Linked DNA regions of Homo sapiens: region 2 is linked to region 1. The links are chromatin contacts, found by POLR2A ChIA-PET in ENCODE. All regions are on one chromosome and are shown on one strand. Each heading gives the region's core, a stretch centred on a gene start or an enhancer-like site at or near the end of the contact. The rest is flanking DNA. Distances are from core to core; before and after follow the strand shown.

Region 1 (5,706 bases), core at 2,328-4,827:
CGAGACCAGCCTGGCCAACATGGTGAAACCCTGTCTCTACTAAAAATACAAAATTAGCCGTGTGTGGTGGCGCATGCCTGTAATCCCAGCTACTCAGGAGGCTGAGACAGGAGAATCGCTTGGACCTGGGAGGCGGAGATTGCAGTGAGCCAAGATTGCACCACTGCACTCCAGCCTGGACAATGAGAATGAAACACCTTCTTAAAAAAAAAAAAAAAAAAAAGGCAACCCAGAACAGTAAAGAAAAACTACCCGTAAAAAGACCCTGCACCCCTGTTTGCATCCTAGAGCTTCCTTGTGGACTTGTGGCCTTTTCCCATATTTTCCATTTTCTCAGTTCCTTTCATCTTTGCTATTGTTACTTTTTAGAGATAGGGCCTCGCTATGTTGCCCAGGCTGGAGTGCAGTGGCTATTCACAGGAGCAATCCCACTGCTGACCAGCACGGGAGTTTTGACCTGCTGCTTCTGACCCGGGCCAGTTCACCCCTCTTTAGGCAGCCTGGTGATCCCCCCTAACCCCACCTCCCCTCTTGGGAAGTCACCGTATTGATGCTGAGCTCAGTGTGGGCACCCGATGGGCACAGACCCCAGAAAGCCCAGAACTCTTGGGCTCAGGAGATCCTCCTAAGTGGCTGGAACTCCAGGCATGTATCACCACGCTCAGTCCCTTTCATCTTTATAGTCTCCAGACTCTGTTAGGGGGAGACTCTGGTTCCACTGGCAGTTGGAAAGATTCTAAACCAGCCCCACCACCCTCTTGGGAGAGACTTGGCCCCATCTGTAACTTGAGACTGCCATGAGCCTTGTGTGCCTTGCAGAGTGGTCGAGGGGCCCAAAGGAAATCATCCCCTTGCACAGGACACAGGCCCAGGTAAGCTATCGGTGAGGAGGCTATTTTTTTAAAGTAGCACTTGTCTGCGGTCATGAGGAAGCAGACAGTTCCCAGGGCTTCCACTCTAACAAGCTGCCCACACCCAACTTGTCCCAGACAGCCTCATCTTTAGCTTTCTGGGGAAAACCCAAATCCGCCACCTGCCATGGTCACTGTGCTACCGCTCCACAAAGCCATTCCTGAGTGACTGTTAGGGCCCAGTCCTATCAGAGGATAAGGCCCGCCTCCCCAGGTCTCCTGGAAAAGGCTTCTCAACTCATCTACTAGTTGAGGCCACCACTGAGCGGTAGAGTGAGGCGTGACTGTGTGGGCCGCTTGACCATCTGCTGCTGTGCGTGCCCACTGCCTGGGAAAGCCCCCAGATCCGCCAAAGGGCCCGAGGTGACTCCGACCCCAACCCCACCCAGGGCCAGCTAGCAAGAGGACAGCAGCAAGGGACAATGGCTGGTCTCCGGCGTCCTCCCGGTTTCAGGTCCATGAGTCAGTCACTTATTCTCTTGGCTTCCACTGTGCAGAGAGCCCCAGGCTTTCTTGGTTTTCTAACTTCCCTCCCAGGAATTATCCTGCCATTCATGGAAAAAGAAGCTGGCCAGCCTTTGTCCACCAGAGGTTCAGCTGTTGGAAACTCCCCAGGGATCTCTCAGATAGGGTGTTCTCAGGAGGGTAGCAGTGCCCCAGAACACGCCTTAGTGATGGGAGGGGGTTGCCTGCATCTCAGGGACACCAGGACACAAGAGTACCTTCTTCTCTTCACACAGAAAGGCTTGGAATAGAAATCACGCATTGCCTTTTTCAACAGCCAGGCGCTGGCCCCACAAAGTGAGGTCCCCAGACCAGAGCATCACGGTCACCCAGGAGTGTTACAAATGCAGTCTCAAGTTCTACCGAGACCCCTAGACCTGCTGAATCAGAGCCTGCATGTTCACAAGCCCCCCACACCACAGCCCCTGGGCACGTTCAAGGCAGAGAAGGGCAGCACAGACTACACCCACCGGCAGGTGGTCTTCCCAGGGGCCCTCCTGGGGTTACCCTATGGGTGTCCCCAGCTGTGCCTATCTAGATGAGCCTCGGAGACTCCCTAAGGTCACAGGACTGTAGTCCCTCTCCCTACATCCCTGCCTGCAAGGTTCTCTGAGTTTCTAGTTTTCTCTGGTTGGGTGGGTCCTCCCCAGCTGTCAAATCACCTGCTCCTCCTTCCTGCCCAACCAGCTGCGGGCTGGGAAACAGTCACTCCCAATGCTCTAGCTGCATGCAGACTGAGGGTGGGCAGGCTCTGAAAAAGGGCCAGGGGACTCAGAGATACAAAAGCTTTGACCCAAAGTTTTCATCATCCAATCAAACCACTCATAGCCACTTTTGTCCGATAAACTCCCAGCTCTCCTTGTGCCCCAAACACTCGGCTTATTCACTCACTGCAGTGAGTGTGATACTAGCTCACTGCAGCCTCCAACTCCCAGGTTCAAGCAATCCTCACGCCTCAGCCTCCTGCCTAGCTGGGACCACAGGTACGTACCTCCTATGCCCAACTAGTTTTTCATATTTTTTGTAAAGACAGAGTTTCGCCATGTTGCTCAGGCTGGTCTTGAACTCCTGTACTCAAGCAATCCTCTTGCCTCGGCCTCCCAAAGTGCCGGGACTACAGGAGTGAGCCACCTTGCCAGGTCTGCATAAAAGTTCTGAAAGGAGGCCGGGTGCAGTGGCTCATGCCTGTAATCCCAGCACTTAGGGAGGCCGAGGTGGGTGGATCACCTGAGGTCAGGAGTTTGAGACCAGCCTGGCCAACCTGGTGAAACCCCGTTTCTACTAAAAATACAAAAATTAGCCGGGTGTGGTGGTGGGTGCCTGTAATCCCAGCTACTTGGGAGGCTAAGGTAGGAGAATCACTTGAACCTGGGAGGCAGAGGTTTCAGTGAGCCGAGATCATGCCATTGCACTCCAGCCTGGGCGACAAGAGCAAAACTCCGTCTCAAAAAAAAAAGTTCTAACAGGAGAGTCCTGAGGGGCCAGGAAACTGGGTTGGAAGGGCCCCTGGAAACCTAATTCTTCTGGAATTCCCAGGAGCCCTGTGGATATCAGGGAACAGATGTTCCCAAACAACACAGGGTTTCCACACTAGACTCCATTTGGGCTGTGCCTGGTGCAGTTCCAGCAGTGCCAAGGTCAGGGAAGGAAACGGCCAGAGGGAGGCCCCGACGAGGGGGTGTGCAGTGGCCCAGGGGGCACAGGTCTCAGAGCAGGCCAGGGCAGCCAGCCCAACGCAAGCGGACTACAGGGCGCCAGGCCATCACCCCAAGTGGGAGATGAGGACACCCTGGGCTGCCACCCATGCAGCTCTCGACATTTCCTCTCCACCCACTGCTGCCAGCAGGACCTTTTCCTGCTTTCTCCACTCCAGGCCCACACCACCTTAAACCCAGCAGCCCTCAGTGGAAAGAACACTGGGCTGGAACATAAGTGCCCTAATTAAGGCCATGACTGCACACCGAGTGGTCATGAGGTCTTGTGCACAACCTGAGAAGGTGGTCACTTACCTTTTTCCAGGTCTCACTTACAGGTGTGTGCCCGTGTGGGTCAGTGGCTCTGCTGGAGGGAACCGCATGACCCCACTGAAGGCTCACATTACCTCCCATGGCCGCAGGGAGCTGTGAAGCTCCTCTCAGCAGTCATCAGGGCCTCAGTGCAGCTACAGCTGGCAGAGCTCAGAAGCCTCCACAGAGGTCAAGGTGCCCACTCTGCCATGGCCTTGGGCCAAGCCCTGGGCTGGGCGTGGGGACTGCAGGAAGAGGTTAGCCACTTTCAGCCATGAACATTCTGTCTCTGCTTTCCCAGGGAAACTCTGGAAGGTGGGGGAGCATCATAAGAATCAGCAATAACCGGCCGGGCACAGTGGTTCATGCCTGTAATCCCAGCACTTTCTGGGACCGAGGTGGGTGGGGATCACCTGAGGTCAAGAGTTCAAGACCAGCCTGGCCAACATGGTGAAACCCCATCTCTACTAAAAATACAAAAATTAGCTGGGCATGGTGGCGCATGCCTGTAATCTCAGCTACTCAGGAGGCTGAGGCAGGAGAATAGCTTGAACCCAGGAGGCGGAGGCTGCAGTGAGCGGAGATCATGCCACTGTACTCCAGCCTGGGTGACAGAGTGAAACACTGTCTCAAAAAAAAAAAAAAAAAAAAAAAAAAGAAGAGAAGAGAAGAGAAAAGAGAGAATCAGCAATAACAGACAACGGACAGACCTAAGTGTAATCAACTGGGAATTGCAGGGTTACAGGAGAGAGGCTGTGGGGGCCATTCAGCTCAGTGAGAGCAAGGCCTGGGTGGGGGGAACCAGAGAGAGAGAAGACTGTGACAGCCAACTGGAGTGGGCCTTAAGGGTCCACATGAGGAGTCTAGACTTTTTTCCTTGGGCAATAGGGAGCTACCGAATGTTGTATATTGCCCCACCCCAACCCAAAATAACTTGTGAAGAGGGAAGCAAGGTAATGACATCTTGGGCTCTGGTGAGCCCGGCTAAAACATGTTGGACGGATGGGGGAGGCCAGGTCTGAGGCAGCTACTACAGGCTCAGGGCAGGTGGTCCAATAGGGCCTGGAGGTCAGGCTGCCTGCAGAGACTGTGCCAGCCAAGGCCCTGCCTGGCTATGCAGGGGATGGTGTCGAGGATGGCTGAGATTTGGAGGCTGGAAAGCTGGGAGGTGGGAAGAACATTAGTGAGACGGGCATGTGACACTGGACAAGAGTGCAGGCCACTTGGGTTCAAATCCCAGCTCTACCGCTTACAAGGTGTGTGACTTTAGGCGAGTTCCCTGGCTTCTCTGTGCCTCAGTTTCCTCATCTGTGAAATGGGGTCTGATATCGTACCTCCTTTGGAGTGTCGTGAAGCATGAGTTCCCATGTGGAAATCGCTAAGCACAGCCCTGCACACAGTCAGTGGGGCTGTTAGGTGGCATTAGGGATACCCAATGATCCATGAAGTCAGCCATTATAGGGTGGAGAGGCACGACGCATTTAGAGAGGAGGCAGAGACCTTGTCACCACCAAAGCCAAACAGGACAGCATCGGAGGCCAGCATTTCTCCAAGGCTGCAACAGAGTTCACTAGGTCCTCGTGGGCAAAGAGTGAGGGCTGTCAGCAGCCAGATTTTTTTGATCAGGGCTGTCCCAAGGCACAGTGGGTGCTCAGTGAGGGGTGCTGGGGAAACCTGGGGGTGGAGATGTCAAACCCTAGAGCTGGGATCAGCTACGGCCCTGTGGGGTGGGGGTCTCTGCTGTTTCACCACCCAGAAGGGGCAGAGTGGCCAGCCGTGGGCACGAGGCAGGGGGCCATCCTCCTACTTCCTGCAAACCTGACCCGTGGCAGGGGGCTGAGGCGTGTCTGCCTTGGATGTGGCCCGCTCCAGGGCTCTGCCTGGCCTGGAAGGATGCTGCCACTGTCACTGCCAACCCAGGTCTGAGCTCCAAAACCAAAGAATTTCCCTTCATTCAGCAACATGACTGGGAGTAAGGTGTGCTAGGCTAAGATTAAAAAATAAAATAACAGGAGGCCAGCATGGTGGCTCACACCTCTAATGCCAGCATTTTAGGAGGCTGAGGCAGGAGGATCACTTGAACCCAGGAGTTCAAGACCATCCAGGGCAACATAGTAAGACCTATCTCTCAAAAAAAAAAAAAAAAAAAAATTGCCAGGCATGGTGGCTCACGCCTGTAATCCCAGCACTTTGGGAGGTCGAGGTGGGCGGATCACCTGAGGTCCGGAGATTGAGACCAGCCTGACCAACATGGAGAAACCCCGTCTCCACTAAAAATTAAAAAA
Region 2 (5,706 bases), core at 1,882-4,381, 580 kb before region 1:
CACAGCTTTACCAGTTTTGGTATTACAACGACAAGAAATTCTTGTTGGTTTGATAGATTGTGATAATATCTGACTGTTGTTTGAATTTGCATTTTATGGGTAAAATTGTGGATTTTCTCACATATTTGTTATTTTCTGTTTTTTTCTCTTGGGGTAATATCTGTCTAAATACTTTGCCCATTTTGTATAGGCAAAGAATAAAAAATTACCTGTGAGTTATTTGGGGGGAAAGCTAGCAAGATATAATATTTTTGGTATGAGTTTTCAGGATTTGTCTAAGAGACATTCTTTGCAAGGCAGACAGGAGGTGGGTGTGGATGGGGTCACTCAACTTTTGAGTGTTAGGAAGCCTCTTATAGGAAGTTATAAAAATTCGTCCCTTAGTACTTATGAAACATTGTGGTATCTGAGTGTTTCCATATGTTGGCATTTCCGTATTTTTGGATGAAAAGTTCTGCTAACTAAGGTATTATCATAGGGGTGGGTGGTCACTACTTGCCCAAGCTGAGACTTCTGTGGGAGGATAAGGCAGAATTATTTTAGAAGGTCAAGGAAAACCTTAGTAAGTCCTCAAGTAGAGCAGCTGTGCAGGGCAGGACGGCTTCTGAACAGCCACACCAAGCACAGTGTAATGACACCCTTGCATTCACTGGTCCAAAAATTATATTATACCTCGAGGTAGTGGTGCCCCTCCTGCAGGCCCCAAGTCATGCCTAATGGCTTGGCTAGTAACCTTTTATGTAATCTATTTCTCTGAGTTCTTGACCTACTCCCTTCTTTGAGTCAGGGCCCCTTTGAGACTTAATTCAACAAGTATTCATGGTGTGCTTATGATATCTCAGCTACTATTCTGGGTGATAAGCCTATATCAGTATCTCTGCCCTCAGTGAGCTTTCATTCTAAGGGGGAAGAAACAGATGATATTAAAAAAAAAAAAAAAAAAACAGACAAAAAACAAAACAAAACAAAAAAAACACACCGGCCAGGTGTGGTGGCTCATGCCTGTAATCCCAGCACTTTGGGAGACTGATGCAGGCAGATAACGAGGTCAAGAGATTGAGACCATTCTGGCCAACATGGTGAAACCCTGTCTCTACTAAAAATACAAAAATTAGCCGGATGTGGTGGAGGGGGCCTGTAATCCCGGCTACTCAGGAGGCTGAGGCAACAGAATCGCTTGAACTTGGGAGGCGGAAGTTGCAGTGAGCCGAGATTGTGCCATTGCACTCCAGCCTGGCGATACAGCGAGACTCTGTCTCAAAAAAACAAACAACAACAACAATGCCCGCCCCCCAAAAAAAAACATACGAAAGAAATAAATAGTCTGTGTTGGAAGGTGATGAGTTCTATGGAAAAAAGAAGCAGAGCCGGGTGACGGTAATGGGGAGTGGGTGGGGGTGCAGTTTCTGCATCAACAAGGTGGCCAAGATGGGCCCATTGAGAAGGTGCGATTTTAAGGCCAGGCGCGGTGGCTCACGCCTGTGATCCCAGCACTTTGGGAGGTTGAGGCGGGCAGATCACTTGAGGTCAGGAGTTTGAGACCAGCCTGGCCAACATGGTGAAACCCCGTCTCTGCTAAAAATACAAAACTTAGCCGAGCATGGTGGCACGTGCCTGTAGTCCCAGCTACTCGGGAGACTGAGGCATGAGGATCACTTGAACCCGGGAGGTGGAGGTTGCAGTGAGTTGAGATCATGCCACTGCACCCCAACCAACCTGAGTTACAGAGTGAGACTCTGTCTAAAAAAAAAAGGAAGAAGGTGAGATTTTAGCAAAGCTCTGAGGAGGTGAGGGAGTTGGCCATGAGGTCATCTGGGGGAGAACATCCCAGGCAGAGGGATCAGCTAGAGCAACAGCTCCTCCATAGTAGGTGCAACTGGGCCCCGCTGAGCTCCTCTGTAGCAGCGCTGGCACCCTCCCTCTGTTGTTGGGGTCGGGGGTGTTGTCCGCTAAAGCTTCACACCTGTCCCCCTCTCCAGAGGATAGCCCTTGGCTGACCTGACCTGCTTCCTGTCCTGGACATGCCTGGGAGGGGACCAATGCCTGACTGATGGGGGCAGGGACAAGTGTCCAATCCCCTTTCCCCTGAGAGGGACCATCTCTGGAAGTAATGTATGTTCCAGAGCTCCCCCTGGGATCAGGCTGAGACTAGACTTCTCCCAAAAGAATCTTTGCACAAAAACCCCAGGCTCAGGCTCTGCTTCCAGGGAACCAAGTCTAAGTCAGTCCTAAGGCCAGAGCTCGCCTGACATGTCCCCAAAACAGCAGGGGAGCCATCGTGGCTACAGCGTGTCTCCCCGGGCAGTGTGCACATACATACAACCGTGTGTACAGCTCTGCCTGAGCGCTGTGGAACCAGGTTCAGCAGCGTGGAATCTCCTGGGCCCCCACCTATGATTGGTAATCACACATGTTAACTTCCTGATAAAGCATCCATTTCTCCCCAAAAGAGAAAAGGGTTGGAAGGGCATCTTCTCAGATAGAACTTTCTGTCTTTAGTTAAGAAAAGCTGCCTATTTGCCTCTGTCCAAAGCTGCTTTCCTGGAAAATAAGTGGACCCATCTGCTATGGATTGAATTTTGGGTCCCCACCAAATTAATATTTTGTAGCCCCAGCTCCCATTATGATGGTATTTGGAGATCGGGCTTCTAGGAGGTAATTAAGGTTAAATGAAGCCATAAGGGTGGGTGGCTTTATAAGAAGAGGAAGAAAGGTGCCTGGGCTCGGTGGCTCACGCCTGTAATCCTAGCACTTTGGGAGGCCGAGGTGTGCGGATTACCTGAGGTCAGGAGTTCGAGACCAGCCTGGCCAACATGGCAAAACCCCATCGCTACTAAAAATACAAAAATTAGCCGGGTGTGGTGGCACACGTCTGTAATCCCAGCTACTCGGGAGGCTGAGGAAGGAGAATCGCTTGAACCCAGGAGGCAGAGGTTGTAGTGAGCCGAGATCGTGCCATTGCACTCCAGCTCGGGTGATGGGAACAAGACTCCATCTCAAAAAAAAAAAAAAAAAAAAAAAAAAAAAAAAAGAAGAGGAAGAAAGGGAAAGAGAAAGCAGAAATTTCTTTCCTGCTATCTCTGCCGTGTGAGGACACAGTGAGATGACAGGCGTTCATCAGCCTGGAAGGGAGGCCTTATCAGAAACTGAACTTGCTGGTACCTTGATCTTGGACTTCAGCCTCCAGAAACGTGAGAAATAAATTTCTGTTGTTTAAGCCACCCACTCTGTGGCTTTTTGTTGTGGCAGGCTGAATAGACTCATACATTACCAAAAGCACAAAAAGCAGTTTCGAAAATTCTAGAGTGAGGTTTGCGAAGATCACTTTTCTAATCCTGTTGGTAAATAGTCCTTGCAATGCCACCACCCAGCTCCAGGGAGGCCAGCGACAGAGGGTGTGAGAACCAGGCCCCAGATTACTTTTCTACTTTCATACCTAACCATAAGATGGAAGCATTGTCTGAAGACAGACTGAGGGAGAGTGTTCTCAGAATTTTAATCATTGCCTGTGTAGTTGCTGTTCTGCGAACACTGAGATCATCTCCTCTTGTATAGAAAATTAATACCAAGAGGTAATGTGTTGTCGTTTTTTTTAATGTAAAATGCTTAACCCATCTCTGCATATTCTGGCAATATAACCAAACTCTTGACAAGGAGTTGAAAAGAACAAGCTTAGAGACTGGAGACACAATTTTGGGGACTTGGTTCCCTACCTTTCTTTCTTCTTTCTTTCTTTCTTTCTTCTTCTTCTTTTTTTTTTTTTTTTTTGAGACAGAGTCTCTCTCTGTCTCCTAGCAGTTGCACAATCTCAGCTCACTGCGACCTCCGCCTCCCAGGTTCAAGCGATTCTCCTGCCTTAGCCTCCCAACTAGCTGAGACTACAGGCGCACACCACCACTCCTGGCTAATTTTTGTATTTTTGGTGGAGACAGGGTTTCACCATGTTGGCCAGGCTGGTTTCGAACTCGTGACCTCAGGTGATCCACCTGCTTCAGCCTCCCAAAGTGCTGGGATGACAGGCTTGAGCCACCAGGCCTGGCCTTTACCTTTCTTATATGACCTTTGCCAGTGCCCTGACCTCCCTGAACCTCAGTTTCTTCCTCTATAAAATACACATAGGCCCCACCCTATAGAGCAGTGAGGATCAAGTAGAGAACCCATGAGATAGTGCATTTTATCTTAGCCCAGAGGCATCCATCTCTTCAACCAGTACTAGCAATTCCTGAGATAGGTAACTTGCTGGATTGGAGTGGGTTTACCTTATTCCTGAGTAGATTGTCATGTGGCCTTAGCCCAAGAGAAGTCCAAGAGCTCAACAAAATTTCATAATCTTGGGTGCACACCTGTGTCTGCTCACAGGTAAGAGAATGGATGGGTACAAATAAGGAAGAAAGAGCCTCTGTAGGGAGAATGGGCTAGCCAGTGCTCAATTAGCTACATCAGCATGACCTGGGGCAGGGGGGGTAGTGTTCAAAATGTATGTTCCTAGGTTTTGCGAACTCCCCTGGCTCCTGTGTCCCCCAGCCACTGTATCAGATTCTTTATGAATGGTCCCAAGCCAGGCACTTTTTAAAATTTTATTTATAGAGACAGGGTCCCACTATGTTGCCCAGGCTGGCCTTGAACTCCTGAGCTCAAGCAATCCTCCCACCTCAGCCTTCCAAATTACAGGCGTGAACCACTGCACCTGGCCAAGGACCTGCATTTTTAAAACAGGCACCTCACATATTTCTTATGTACACCTAAGTTTGAGAAGCAAAGGTCTGGTAACTAGATTAGATTTTGCAGTCACTAACAGGTTACTATAAATTTTATACCCCTAAGTTATAAGTACATGTTTTGAATAGCCTGCTTGGAACACCTTGCAGCTAAAATTTATTCTCCGTAACAATCAGTTTTTTTTTTTTTTCTGGGACAGAGTCTCGCTCTGGCACCCAGGCTGGAGTGCAGTGGTGCCATCGCGTCTCACTGCAACCTCTGTCTCCTGGGTTCAAGCGATTCTCCTTCCTCAGCCTCCCGAGTAGCTGGGACTACAGGCATGCTCAACCATGCCTGGCTAATTTTTGTATTTTTAGTAGAGATGGGGTTTCACCATGTTGGCCAGGCTGGTCTCAAACTCCTGACCTCAAGTGATCCGCCCACCTCAGCCTCCCAAAGTGCTGGGATTACAGGTGTGAGTCACAGCCTCAATCAGTATTTTTATGCTACTTATTGACCAAAAAAAAAAAAAAAAAAAAAAAAAATTGCAAGCTAATTATATGCCACCTAGGATTAGTACTTACATTATGTAAAATATTCCTCCAGTCATACATTATCACTCTTATGTTCAATTAGGGTGATTTAAGAGGAACAATTGGAGACTCTTTTTACATTTATTCACTGAAAATCAAGTGAGTAACAAATTAGGAAAGACATGCAGTGGTCTTTAGAATCTGGGCATAATCAAAACTATTGAATTATGAGGTCTGAGTTTTGTTTTGCTGTGTGGGACCTGATGCCAAGATGCACAGCAAATTCAATGGAAACATGATGTATTTTGCAATGAACAAAGAGCAAAGGTTCCATTAAATTTAGCATTCTGACTTCATTAAAAATTTTTATTCCAGCACATAGAACATGCTGTGAAAAAGAAATCGCAGAATGACATAAAACAACCTCTTGTCATTTGAGAGTCTATATTTACAGTCATTTCTAAGTGTTTCCGCA

The links. ChIA-PET counts read pairs that join two places held with the same protein, here RNA polymerase II (POLR2A).
Region 2: POLR2A ChIA-PET joins it to region 1 with 16 read pairs in BJ. The contact joins two enhancer-like sites. POLR2A ChIA-PET finds 5 or more read pairs at or near these places in 3 of 52 experiments (BJ, CD4-positive, alpha-beta T cell and activated T-cell).

Annotation. Positions count from the first base shown.
Region 1 is chr2:232,644,809-232,650,514 of GRCh38, reverse strand. All of the region lies in intron 1 of EFHD1 (EF-hand domain family member D1), which reads right to left. It also overlaps the pseudogene RN7SL359P. Among named protein-coding and RNA genes, the nearest start is that of EFHD1, 14 kb to the right of the region's middle. Within about 2 kb of position 3,577, at least 5 of the 41 ENCODE cell types and tissues checked have a DNase peak (open chromatin) inside an H3K27ac peak, as active enhancers do.
Region 2 is chr2:233,228,701-233,234,406 of GRCh38, reverse strand. No RefSeq gene overlaps it. Among named protein-coding and RNA genes, the nearest start is that of ATG16L1, 20 kb to the left of the region's middle. Within about 2 kb of position 3,131, at least 3 of the 41 ENCODE cell types and tissues checked have a DNase peak (open chromatin) inside an H3K27ac peak, as active enhancers do.